Regions from separate parts of the Homo sapiens genome. Here region 2 is linked to region 1. A link is a contact called in ENCODE Hi-C or POLR2A ChIA-PET data. All regions are on one chromosome and are shown on one strand. Each heading gives the region's core, a stretch centred on a gene start or an enhancer-like site at or near the end of the contact. The rest is flanking DNA. Distances are from core to core; before and after follow the strand shown.

Region 1 (6,553 bases), core at 1,813-4,312:
GTTGAGGGGAAGATATCCTAACAGCAATTTTTTTTTAGTGTTTCTGCTTTTATTCTTCTAGAAATTTAGAAACGTTTCAAGTGAAATCCAGCTTTTTTTGTGGGGCAGAAGACTATATATAGATTAATTTGGGCATTTTTTTCTAACGTGGAGTCTTCTTATCCAGAAAAATGGATGTCTCCCCAATTTTTAAAAATAATTTCAACTTTTATTTTAGATGCAGGGGGGTACATGTGCAGATTTCTTACATAGTATATTGCGTGGTGCTGAGTGTTTGGGGTTCGAATGATCCCATCACCCAGATAGTGAGCATAATACCCATTCGGTGGTTTTTCAGCCCTTGCCCCTCTCTCCCTGCCCTAATAGACCCCAGTGTCTGGTGTTCCTATCTTTAGGTCCATGTGTACCCAATTGTTAGCGCCCACTTATAAGTAAGAACATGCGGGATTTGGTTTTCCTGACAGCAGTTCTTAACAGGAAAACTGTTTACACTGTTTTATATGGCCAAATGTGTGGCTACACTTCTATGCATTTCCTTCTTGAGAGTTTTCATGTCTTCTGGTCTAAAAATAAAAGCCCTTGGCCCTCAAAGAAACTTCAAAATATAGCATGTACTATAGTGTGGAGGGAAAAAAAGGCAAATCAATGATTCCAGTGTGAATGTGTTTCTAATCAGCATAGATTAAAATTTTAAAGTATACATTAAGGTGTAAGAGTGTTCTTAGATAGAATATTTTCTGCATCTTCAAAGAGTATTCAAGAGAATAAGGAGTACTTCTTTCTAGATTCCTTTTTCTATTTATTTCAGTCTTTTCCATGAGCTGGAAAACTGTGAAATATTGACTCTTGAACAAAAGCATGTTGTCTTTTTGTTAACTCATTCTTAAACAACTCCAGACACACATTTATCCACCACCTACCTTTTCAGTTTCTATATAGGCAGTAAGCGTGTTCTTAAAAATCCCAAGACTTCAGTTACCACCTCTATGGCAACATGATTTCCTAATGCACAGCTCGGAGTGCCAATCTCTTCAGAACTCTGGTGCCACGTTTTCACCAGTATGTTCTTTTGTCAACTCAAGTCACCACATGTTCTCTTACACCTTTCTTTAATATTTCTGTTAAGAATATCATCTGAGGCTGGGTTCGGTGGATCACTTGAGGTCAGGAGTTTGAGACCAGCCTGGCTAACATAGCAAAACCCCATCTCTACTAAAAATACAAAAAAAAGTAGCCACGTGCGGTGGCGCATGCACCAGCTACTCAGGAGGCTGAGGCAAGAGAATCGCTTGAACCCAGGAGGCAGAGGTGCAGTGAGCCAAGATCGCACCACTGCACTCCAGCCTGGGTGACAGAGAAAGACTCCGTCACAGAAAAAAAAAAAAAAAAAAAAAAAAAAAAAAAAAAAAAAAAAAAAAAAAAAAAAAAAAAGGATATCATCTGAGTCCTAGTCAAAATCTGTTATCATCTTTTGACTATCATTTTTAAACTCCCACTTGAAATAAATTGCTCTGATTTTTAATTACTCTTGTATTTAAAAAGCTTTAATTCTTCACTGTTATCTAAATTACACTCTTAATTTTAAATTCCAAGCCTTTTACCTCTAACTACAATGTAGTTTTATATTTTACTGTTCCCCCACTTACACATTCTAGATTCTGCCCCATCACATATGTACGTTATTCCCTGAACATGTCTGCCTTTTCCTAGTCTTGTGTTTTAATCATGCTCTTCTACCCGTAGCTTCATGAAGATGACATTTTCATGTTATCTCCCATGTCTTTCCAACAAGAAGAAATGTCTCCTTCCTTGGAATCCCTCAGCAGTTTTTCTCTCGGACATGTCACTTTTTCTCTCTGCTTTTTTTGGTAGTTACTTGTAAACTTGACATTTTTCATCACCAGAGTAAATTTATGGAGTGCAGAGTTGATGTCTTAAATTTGTATCCCATGGTGAGTCAGGCACAGTGTTGGCATTTAGGAAGTACTCTAGAAATTCTTTTTTTGCACTGAATTATATTTGAAAGTAGAAACCAATATTGGCTTCAAGGAAAATGCAGATCTCTGCTAACTAAAACTTTATTATCCAGGGCAAAAGAGACTTGATTTTGCCTGCCTGCCGTGTTGTAGAGGTTATGAAATGGGTCAACCTGGACTGAAAGATTAACTTCATAGAGTTCTAACCCTGACCAGGAAGACCTAAGAACTAAATGGTCCATGAAAAGGTTAAATGAAATACTAAAGATGGGAATACAGAAAAGAGAGGCACTGAAAGTCTAAGGCTTAACACTTGCCCTAAATTTGAAAATGTGGTTTTTGTAAGTTTGTATAACTCTTAGTTCCAACCTATAGTTCTCTTCATTGTAGCTTCATGTTTATCTAGATGGAAACAGGAAAAGGATATCCTCTGGTGGTTTATTTGGGGAAGGCCGAGTCATCAGAAAATCACCTCAGACTGTCTGCCTCACCAAATTATATTTATGTATACAGAGACACATTCATATGTCAGGAAAAGAAAAAAGTTTCATGCTGTCTTAATCCTATCACCAATATATATATTTTTCCTGGACTTAACTCATTTATCATAATTAAGGGTCTGATATGTCCCAGGTGCTAGGATAAATTAATTGAAAGGCTGGGGATGAGTCTTCTGTGTACCCTACCTTCACGAATACGGAGTGTCTTTTGACCCACATATTTCCACTCGTGGTATTATGATATGAGTCTCTAAGGCTTTATTAATTTTTTTTTGGCTTTTTTCTCATCTCTACTTCAGATTGGGTAGCTTTTGTTGCCCTTTCTTCAAATTTATTCTTCTTACAGTTTATATCTCCTTACTGAGATTATCCATTTTTCCTCTAATTGTTTTTCTTCTAAATTCTTGAACTTATTTGTAGTAAATGTTGAAAGTTCTTGTCTCTTACTTTCATTATCTCTATCATTATCGAGTCTCTTTATAGTGGTTTGTTTCCTGTTTATAGGTCACATTTCCCTGCTTCACTTATGTAGTAAGTTTTTATTGTATGCTGAACATTGTGGATATTACGTTGAAAAAAATTCTTACCTAATTATTATAGAATTAAACTTTCTGCCCAGGAACTGCATCTTCAGAAGTATCATGCAGTGACTTCTTGTCCTGTGGTCATAATCATATCTACCTTTCTCTTAAGGACCTGACTTTCCTTTGTTTAATCAAGGAGTTGGTCTTTACATTTTTAAAAATTCATTTTAAGTTTAAAAAAATCCCTTTAAATTTCTTAGCATGTTTTTGAACAGTCTTATTTTTTATTCTTAATTCCTGTTTTATCACCTTATGCTCATGTATACTCTTAATATTTTAATAGTTTAATGTATTTTCTTAACTAATTTTATTCTTTTTATACTACTATGTAAAAAGTAGAGGTATAAGAAAGGTAGTTGTGGTTTTTGGGGGGTTTTGGTTTTGGTTTTTGAGACACGTTCTCACACTGTCACCCAGGCTGGAGTGCAGCAGCAAGATCTCGGCTCACTGCAGCCTCTGCCTCCAAGGCTTAAGCAATCCTCCCACCTCAGCCTCCTGAGTAGCTGGGAGTGCAGGCATGTGCCACCACACCCGGCTAATGCCACCACACCCGGCTAATTTTTGTATTTTTTTGTAGAGACAGGGTTTCTCCGTGTTGCCCAGGCTGGCCTCAAACTCCTAGGCTCAAGCGATCTGCATGCCTCAGCCTCCCAAAGTGCTGAGATTACAGGCAGGAGCCATTGTGCCTGGCTTAGAAAGACAAATTGTAAGGGTAGATTATATTCTTTCCTTTGCAGTTGGTATTAAAAGGTTCCTAAAAAAGTTCTTTTAGTAGCCTTCTCTCAGTCCCAACCCATGACTTCCATTCTTCCTAAAGAGCTATCTCCTTAATTGTCTTTGCTTCTCATGCAGATGATAATTAGCCTTCTCTACTGTCCATATAACTAAATTCCATCTTGCCTTTTTATGTTGTGAGCCATCTATCTTTTTATCCAACATAATCTAAAATATGGGAATGAGACCAGATTGAAATAATCTGGGTCAGGGGATGAAAACCTTAGATTAAGATGAAGACAGAGTGATTTAAAAACCTGAATTTTTAATGCAGATTACACTTAAAAATTGATAAAATAGAAAAGGGATATACTAGGAGTGAGCTCTCCTGCATATTGAGAAATTAAATTGTGTAGAAAATACTGCTTTAGGTTTTTTCCCAGTCGTTTCTTAGATTAAATCAGTGTATATAAATAAGGTTTTTGGAAAGTCTTTTTAGCATGTACACATATTTAAATTTAAAACTACTTGTCTTTAAAAAAGGATTATAACCTGCAAACAAGTTTGTGGTTCTATGTATTATTCAGAAATATACTCCGTTTAAACCCTGTAATTTCATAGCCAGTAAACAACTCAGAGCGTACTAGTCAGTCATGAGATACAGTTGCCCCTATATGATCCTGTCTTAGTCCATTCAGGCTGCTGTAACAAAATACTGTAGACTGGGGGGTAGCTTATAAACACCAGAAATTTATTTCTCACTATTCTTGAGGCTGGAAAGTTTAAAGATCAAGGCACCAGCAAGCAGATTTGGTGTCTGGTAAAAGACCTCTTTCTGATTGTTAGAGGTACCTTCTAACTGTAGCTTCACAGAGTAGAAGGGGAGAATGAGCTCCCTCAGGCTTCTTATATACTAATCCCATTCGTGAGAGTTCTCATGACCTAATCACTTCCCAAAGGCCCCACTTCATAATTCCATCACTCAAAATAAGAATTTTGAGGAGGTACAAACATTCAGACAATCGCAGACCCTTAAGAACTAGCTTGTCTAATTTAAAGATCACAATTTGAGTATTTAGTCTAGATTGTTAAATGACTATTACTTAAAGCTGTGCAGAAATCCAAAGGAAGTATAAGACATGGTCTTAGGAAACAGATCCAGACTCTTCTAGTTGTAGGTGTCAGAGCCTTAACTTGAATTAACAAAAGCCAAAAGGCCAGTGCCTGTGGTCCTAGCTACTAGGGAGGCTGAGGCTACAGTGAGCTGTGATCATACCACTGCACAACTTGGGTGACAGAGTGAAACCCTGTCTTTAAAAAAAAAAAAAAGAAGAAAAAAAATGTAAAGCCAAAAGGTTAGTTTATTGACCACCAGAGAAAGCAGAGGCAACTCTAGCCTCAGGGTACCTGGATGCTTGCAGGTACGTCTGCCCCGTCTGCCTGTTTCTGGTCTTTTGGCTCCGTACGGCTTGCTTATTTTTCCTTGCTTGCTTGCTTTGTGACACTTTCTGTCACAAATGCTCTTTGCAGCACATGCTGTGCTCTTTCTTTCTCTGCCCTGCATGCTCTGTTTCTGTTGCTTTGTTGCTCTGAGTCTTTGTTTGACTCTCTTGTTCAGTGTCCTCCTCCCCATTCCCTTTCCTATTTCCCTGCCTATTGGTTTCATTTTCTTCTGCCACAGGAAGGCGTTTCCATGAGGCTATAGGCTGCCTACTCTCATATTCTTCCAATTTAGCAACCAGTTAAGAAAGGATGCTCTGCTTCCAGATCTAATTGTGTACAGAAATCTAGAGAAAAGCTCTTTCTAACTTAGTTTACATAGCTAGGGAACAGGGCACTGTTTCCCACTGTAATCTCTGGGTTTAAGATGGAGAGGAAAGGTAGTCCTCAAAAGAAGGAAGATCAGCTGGGCATGGTGGCTCACCCTGTAATCCCAGCATTTTGGGAGGCCAAGGTGGGTGGATCACATGAGCCCAGGAGTTCAAGACTAGCCTGGGCAGCATAGCAACCTCCCCCGAGTCTCTACAAATATTTAAAAAATTAGTTGGGTAGGGTGGTGCATACCTGTGTTCCCAGGTATTCAGGGCGTTCAGGAGAGAGGATTTCTTGAGTCCAGGAGGACAAGGTTGCAGTGAGCCGAGATCTGCAGTGCACACCACTACACTCCAGTCTGGGTGACAGTGGGAGAACCTGTCTCAAAAAAAAGAAAAAAAAAAAAAAAAGATGATCTTTTTGGCAGTAAAAAAGGGTAAATGTTCAAAACATGAGATACTTAATGAATTAAGATTCTGTAGTCTTCACTAATATTCATATTTGAGTGCTTTCTACTTATTAGGGAATTCTTGTGTGTTCACTCATTTTTTCTATAATGCCTTTAATACCCATGCTTTTTCATTAACAAGATGACTCAAGTGAGTATAATATTTAGAAATATTTTTTAAGAATCTACTTAGTACCATTTTATCTTCTAAAAGACATTTTCATTATTTTCTATGAATGACTTTTTAATATATGGTTTTTAAAAATTTTATAGTTTCTTTAAAATATGTAAGACTAATATGTTTCCAAATTGTAGTTGTAAGTATAAGGTCATTTTATAGAGTTCAAAAATCACAGCTCTTTGCACACTTTTAGATCCTACAGTAAAGTATTGGGAAATGAAGAGTATTTGTTCAGTCCTTTACGATGGGTCTATTTTAGTGCATTTTAGTACTGTTCTTTACCTTACTTTAAACTTCTGTTCTTAATTTATATGATTACCTACCCTACTAAGCCTAAG
Region 2 (6,560 bases), core at 766-3,265, 81 kb before region 1:
TAAGTGATATTCTGCAGTATTTGCCTCTCTATGTCTGTCTTATTTCACTTAACATAATATCCTCCAGTTCCATCCATATTGCTGCAAATGACAGGATTTCATTCTTTTCATGGCTGAATGATACTCTATTGAGTATATATACCCCATTTTCTTTATCTGTTCATTCATTGTTGGACACTTGGGTTGAGTCTGTATTTTGGCTATTGTAAAATATGGGAGTGCAGATATTTCTGTAACATACTGATTTCATTTCCTTTGGATATGTATCCAGTAGTAGGATTGCAGGATTACCTAGAAGTTCCATTTTTTTTTTTTTTAGTAACCTCCATATTGTTTTCCATAATAACTACTAATTTACGTTCCCACCAACAGTGTATAAGTGTTCCCTTCTCCTGAAATCCTCGCCAACACTTGTTTTCGTCTTTTTGATGGTAGCCATTCTCACTGGAATGAAGTGGTGTCTTGTTGTGATTTGAGTTTGCATTTCCCTGATGATTAGTTTATTTGAATATTTTTTTATATACCTATTGGCTATTTTTATGTCTTTTCAGAAATGTCTGTTGAGCTATTTTGCCCATTTTTAATCAGTTTTTTTTTGCTATTAAGTTTTTTATATATTCTGGATATTAACCCATTGTCAGAGGTATAGTTTGCAATTCTCTCCTATTTCTGTAGGTTGTCTATTCATTTTGTCAGTTGTTTCCTTTGCTGCGCAAAAACTTTTTAGTTTGATGTAATCAGATTTATCTGTTTTTGTTTCTGTTGCCTGTGTTTTGAGGTCTTCGCTTTAAAAATCCTTGCCTAGCACAGTGTTGTATAGCATTTTCCCCTATTTTCTTCCAGTAGATTTCGTGGTTTCAGGTTTCACATTTAAGTCTTTAATCCATTTTGAGTTGATTTTTGTATATAGTGAGAGGTAGGAGTTTAGTCTTATTCTTCTGCAAGGAGATATACATTTTCTAAGTGTCTTTGGCACCTTTTTTGAAAATCAGTTGTCTGTTTAATTCTGGGATATCCATTCTGCTCTATTGGTCTGTTTTTATGTCAGTACCATGCTTTTTTGGTTGCAGTAGCTTTGTAGTATATTTTGAGGTCTATCGATCTGTCCATTGCTGAAAGTAGGGTATTTGCATTCCCTGCTATTACTCTATTATAGTCTGTCTCTCCCTTTATATCTAATGATATTTGCTTTACAAGCTTGGGCACTCCAGTGTTTGGGGTGTGTGTGTTAATATATACTGTAAATATATATATGAGACACAAATATATATTATATAATGATTATATAATATATATTATAAATAATGTAATTGTTATATCTTCCTGTTGAATTGATCCCTTTATCATTATATAATCACCTTTTCTGTCTCTTTTTACAGTTTTTGACTTAAAGTAAGCATGGCTACTCCTGTTTGCTTTGGCTTTCCATTTGCATGGATGTCTTTTTCTATCCTTTAACTTTTTTTTTTTTTTTTATATGATGGAGTCTCGCACTGCTCCCCAGGGTGGAGCACAGTGGTGCGACCTTGGCTCACTGCACCCTCTGCCTCCTGTGTTCAAGCGATTCTTGTGCTTCAGCCTCCCAAGTAGCTGGTATTACAGGCGCGTACCACCACACCCAGCTAATTTTTGTATTTTTTAGTAGAGACAGGGTTTCGCCATGTTGGCCAGGCTGGTCTTGAACTCCTGACCTCAAGTGATCTGCCTGTCTCAGCCTCCCAAAGTGCTAGGATTACAGGCATAAGCCACTGCACCCAACCTCTGTCCCTTAACTTTCAATCTATGTCTTTAACAGTGAGGTGAGTCTGTTATACGCAGCATACATTTGGGTTTTATTATCCATTCAGCCATTCTATATCTATTAATTGGAGGAGCTTACCCAGTTACATTCAAGGCTGTTATTTATAGGTAAGGATTTATTCCTGCCTTTGTGTTAATGGTTTTCTGGTTGTTTTATAGATTTTTTTTTCTGTAGCCTTCTTTCTCTCTTGTTCATCTCTGTGGTTTTGTGGCTCACTGTGGTGCTATACTTTGTTTCCTTTCTCTTTCTCCTTTGTGTATCTGCTGTACTTACTTTATGTTTACTATAGAGCTAGCATAAAGACTCTTGTTATAATGCACTATTTTAAGCTGATAGCAAATTAACTTTGGTCTCTGTATTACTCCATTCTCACGCTGTCATAAAGAACTACCTGAGACTGGGTAATTTGTGAAGAAAAGAGGTTTAATTTACTCACAGTTCCACAGGCTTCACAGGAAGCATGAGTGGGAGGTCTTAGGAAACTTACAATCACAGCAGAAGGTGAAGGGGAAACAAGCACTCCTTACCACGGTGAGCAGGAGACAGAGAGAGAATGCGATGGGGGGAAATGCCACACTTAAACCATCAGATCTTGTGGAACTCACTGTCATGAGAACAGCATGGGGGAAAATCTGTCCCCATGATCCAGTCGCCTCCCACCAGGTCCCTCCCCTGACACATGAGGATTACAATTCAACATGAGATTTGAGTGGGGACATAGAGCCAAACCATATTATTCCACCACTGGCCCCTCCCAAATCTCATGTCCTTCTCACATTTGAAAACCAATCATGCCTTCCCAGCAGTCCCCCAAAGTCTTAACTCAATCCAGCATTAACTTAAAAGTCCAAGTCCAAAGTCTCATCTGAGACATGGGAAGTCCCTTCCACCTATGAGCCTGTAAAATCAAAAACAAGTTACTTCCAAAATACAATGGAGATACAGGCATGGGGTAAATGCTCCTGTTCCAAATGGTAGAAATTGGCCAAAATAAAGGGGCTACAGGTCCCATGCTAGTCCGAAACCCAGCAGGGCAGTCATTAAATCTTAAAGCTTCCAAATAACCTCCGTTGACTCCATGTCTCACATCCAGGGCACCCTGAGGCAAGTGGTGGGCTCCCAAGGCCTTGAGCAGCTCTGCCCCTGTGGCTCTGCAGGGTACAGCCCCTGTGGCTACCTTCATGGGCTGGCGTTGAGTGCCTGTGGCTTTTCTAGGCTCCTAGTGCAAACTGTGGTTCTACCATTCTGGGGTCTGAAGGACAATGGCCCCCTTTTCGCAGCTCCACTAGATAGTGCCCCAGTGGGGACTCTGTGTGGGGGCTCCAACCCCACATTTTCCCTCTGCACTGCCCTAGTGGAGGTTCTCCATGAGGGCTCTGCCTCTACAGCACACTTCTTCCTGGACATCCAGGCATTTCCATACATCCTCTGAAATCTGGGCAGAGATTCCCAAACCTCAACTTTTGACCTCTGCGTACCCGCAGGCCCAACACCATGTGGAAGCCGCCAAGGCTTGAGGCTTGCAGCCTCTGATTCAATGGCTTGAGCTATACTGTTGGCCCCTTTTGGCCACACAGTTTTAAACTAGCAAATCTTGTGAGAGCTCACTATCATGAGAACAGCATGCGGTAAATCTGCCCCCAGATGGAGCTGGAGCAGCTGGGATGCAGGGTACCATGTCCTGAGGCTACACAGAGTAGCAGGGTCCTGGGCCCAGCCCATGAATCATTTTTGGTTGGCCTCTGGGCCTGTGATAGGAGAGGCTGCCTTGAAAGACTCTGAAATGCCCTGGAAACATTTTCCCCATTGTGTTGGCTATTAACATTTGGCTCCTTTTGTGCACATTTCTGCAGCGGGCTTGAATTTCTCCCCAGAGAATGGGGTTTTCTTTTCTACCACATTATCAGGCTGCAAATTTTCTAAACTTTTATGCTCTGCTTCCCTTTAAAATATAAGTTCCAGTTTCAGATAATCTCTTTGTTCATGCATATGAACGTACACTTTTAGAAACAATCAGATCACCTCTTGAATGCTTTGCTGCTTAGAAATTTCTTCTCCCAGATACCCTAAATCATGTCTCAAGTTCTAAGTTCCATAGATCTGTAGGGCAGGGGCAAAATGCCACCAGTCTAATTGCTAAAGCATAGCAAGAGTGACCTTTACTCCAGTTTCCAGTAAGTTCCTCATCTCCATCTGAGATCACCTCAGCCTGGACTTCATTGTTTATATCACTTATCAGTATTTTGGTCAAAAGCATTCAACAAGTCTCTAGGAAGTTCCAAACTTTTCCACATCTTTTCTGTCTTTTTCTGAGTCCTCCAAACCATTCCAGCCTCTGCCCGTTACCCAGTTCCAAAGTCACTTCTACATTTTCAGGTATCTTTGTAGCAGTGCCCCACTATTACTAATAATTTGTATTTCTATTATTGCACATATAATTATAGCAAAATTAGAAAACATAGGCAGTGAGAAAAACTTCATCTGAAACTTTGTTGTGAAGAATAAGAATGATTTCTCTGTGGTAAATTCCTTGGGATAACATTGTGGAGCTAAAGGTTATGACATCCTTGTGGCTTGTGCTGAAGATTCCTATATTGATTTGGAAAAAGGGTTTTGGTGATTTTGATTTGTAGTATTAGTAAGCAGTGAATAAATTTTTATCACAGCCCCTGTAAAATGGATACTATATGTGGATTTGGTTAGTATTTTAGAGTTGTTTTCATTTGCATTTTCTGTTTACTAGTGACTCTGTGTTCTGTGTAGCTGTTAAGAATTGTCTGTTTTAATCTTCTGTTCATTTACTACTTGAAATAGTAATGCATTTCTGTGAGTACTGATACCTATTACAGGTATTATCTTTAATTGTATCACATTTGAAAATTATTTTCTGTTCATCTTTTTGTTGTATTCAAGTTTTAACTTGTATGTGCTAATATACTTCAGAATTAAATGTTATTTTCTTCTACAAGTGTGATACAATTCTTCTGTTTTCTTTTTTTCTAGGAAACATGTTTCTTAATTGCTTTCTTAGCTTTAAAGCTTTAATTAAACTGAAATTTATTTCAAGGAACAGTATAAACAATGATTGTTGTTTTTTGCTAAAATGTATTTCCAAAATACTTTATTCACTTTAAGTATTGGTGTTTTATAGTATGTATCTTAAGATAGTGATTATACTTTTATTTCACATAAACGTGGTCTGTATAAAACCTTAGGCAACAGGCAAAATATTCCAAATTTCCAGGTAGTGTTACTTCATTTTTAATTATTTGTACTATTATCAGAATATATTTCTTATTGAATTCATATACATATGAACATGTGTGTTGTTTTGCTCATTTATTTACTTATTTATTTAAACAGTTCAGAAACGATTGCCAGATGTTGGTATATCCTACTTTCTGGATCTGTGCTTGTGAAAGGCTCCATGGTCTTGCCTCCTTGCAGGTACGTTTACATTTGCTATATGGCAGGCAAAGTTAATGTTAAACTATTTTGTATAGGATGTATATTTTCTTTCAGTAAGTGATACATCTTTTAAATGTCTTTGCTTGTTGGCACCATTGGAAATACTTGGCAGGAATCAGTTAATCTTTTGTTATTTCTGAGGGTATAATCTGTAAGCTTACACCATGACATGATATCTTCTTCCTGTCTGAAAATTAGTTTTATGGGGCTGGGCACGGTGGCTCACACCTGTAATCCCAGCACTTTGGGAGACTGATGCGGGCGGATCACCTGAGGTCGGGAGTTCGAGACTAGTCTGACCAATGTGGAGAAACCCCGTCTCTATTAAAATACAAAATTAGCTAGGTGTGGTGGCGCATACCTGTAATTCCAGCTACTCAGAAGGCTGAGGCAGGAGACTCGCTTGAACCTGGGAGGTGGAGGTTGCCGTGAGCTGAGACCACGCCATTACACTCCAGCCTGGGCAACAAGAGCGAAACTCCATCTCCAAAGAAAAAAAAATTAGTTTTATGTACGATTTGATCTGATTTATCTAATTGGTTTTTGATTCATTGCTGTTATTGGGTGTAGAGAGGTGATATAATAGTTAAGAAATTGGTTTTTGGAGTAAATCAACTAGATTAAAATTCTGATTCCATCACTAGTTATGTGACTTTGGACAAATTTTAGTTTTCTTGGCTGACAAATGGGAATAATAATGGTACCTACTTAAGTATTGTCATGAGGTGTTAGGAAACTACTACAAATGTTCTCAACAGAAGTCTATAAGGGTTCACACTCTGGAGCCAGACTTCATGAGTTCATATCTGCTCTACTGTTTCTTGGGCAGATTACTTAATTTCTTTGTGCCTTACTTTGCTCATTTGTAAAATGAGCATAATAATACAACCTCTTTCATAGCATAAGCTAGTTCTGAGAAATAAATGACTTACTCTACATAAAGCTCTTAGAACAGTGCCTGGCTGTTAGAAGTAATTGTTAATTATTTTAACTATTAGGTAAAAGAGAAGGGTGGTAGAAAGAAGGTCAGTTGTGGAATTCTGTTAGTAATTATTAAGATTTTAGGGCCTCAACGTATGCTTTAGTGACATAAAAATGTAATTTTTTGTGACTTTTTTCCCAAAATGTTGAGAAGAAATTTCTAGGCTTTTAAAGTAAGACTTCCAATTGTAGTTAATTTAGTGGCATAACTATTTAACATAAATATCAGGATATGGGACATCTCAATTTAAATATCATTTTAGAAGTCATGCCTTGACTCCTGAAACTTTACATCATTGGCCTTTGGTTA

The links. A loop is a pair of places that touch in the nucleus more often than their neighbours do. ChIA-PET counts read pairs that join two places held with the same protein, here RNA polymerase II (POLR2A). Pooled maps may share reads with other maps.
Region 2: a loop to region 1 is called in a pooled map, with 3 times the contacts of the local background. The contact joins two enhancer-like sites. A Hi-C loop is called at or near these places in 3 of 168 maps with a recorded cell type or tissue (CD4-positive, alpha-beta memory T cell, breast epithelium and naive thymus-derived CD4-positive, alpha-beta T cell) and 7 of 50 pooled maps. POLR2A ChIA-PET finds 5 or more read pairs at or near these places in 6 of 52 experiments (CD4-positive, alpha-beta T cell, CD8-positive, alpha-beta memory T cell, T-cell and 3 more).

What each region holds. Positions count from the first base shown.
Region 1 is chr5:131,510,925-131,517,477 of GRCh38, reverse strand. All of the region lies in intron 7 of RAPGEF6 (Rap guanine nucleotide exchange factor 6), which reads left to right. Among named protein-coding and RNA genes, the nearest start is that of RAPGEF6, 120 kb to the left of the region's middle. Within about 2 kb of position 3,062, at least 4 of the 41 ENCODE cell types and tissues checked have a DNase peak (open chromatin) inside an H3K27ac peak, as active enhancers do.
Region 2 is chr5:131,591,071-131,597,630 of GRCh38, reverse strand. RAPGEF6 (Rap guanine nucleotide exchange factor 6) reads left to right here. Exons shown (of 28, transcript NM_016340.6): 4 at 5,165-5,248. Among named protein-coding and RNA genes, the nearest start is that of RAPGEF6, 41 kb to the left of the region's middle. Within about 2 kb of position 2,015, at least 3 of the 41 ENCODE cell types and tissues checked have a DNase peak (open chromatin) inside an H3K27ac peak, as active enhancers do.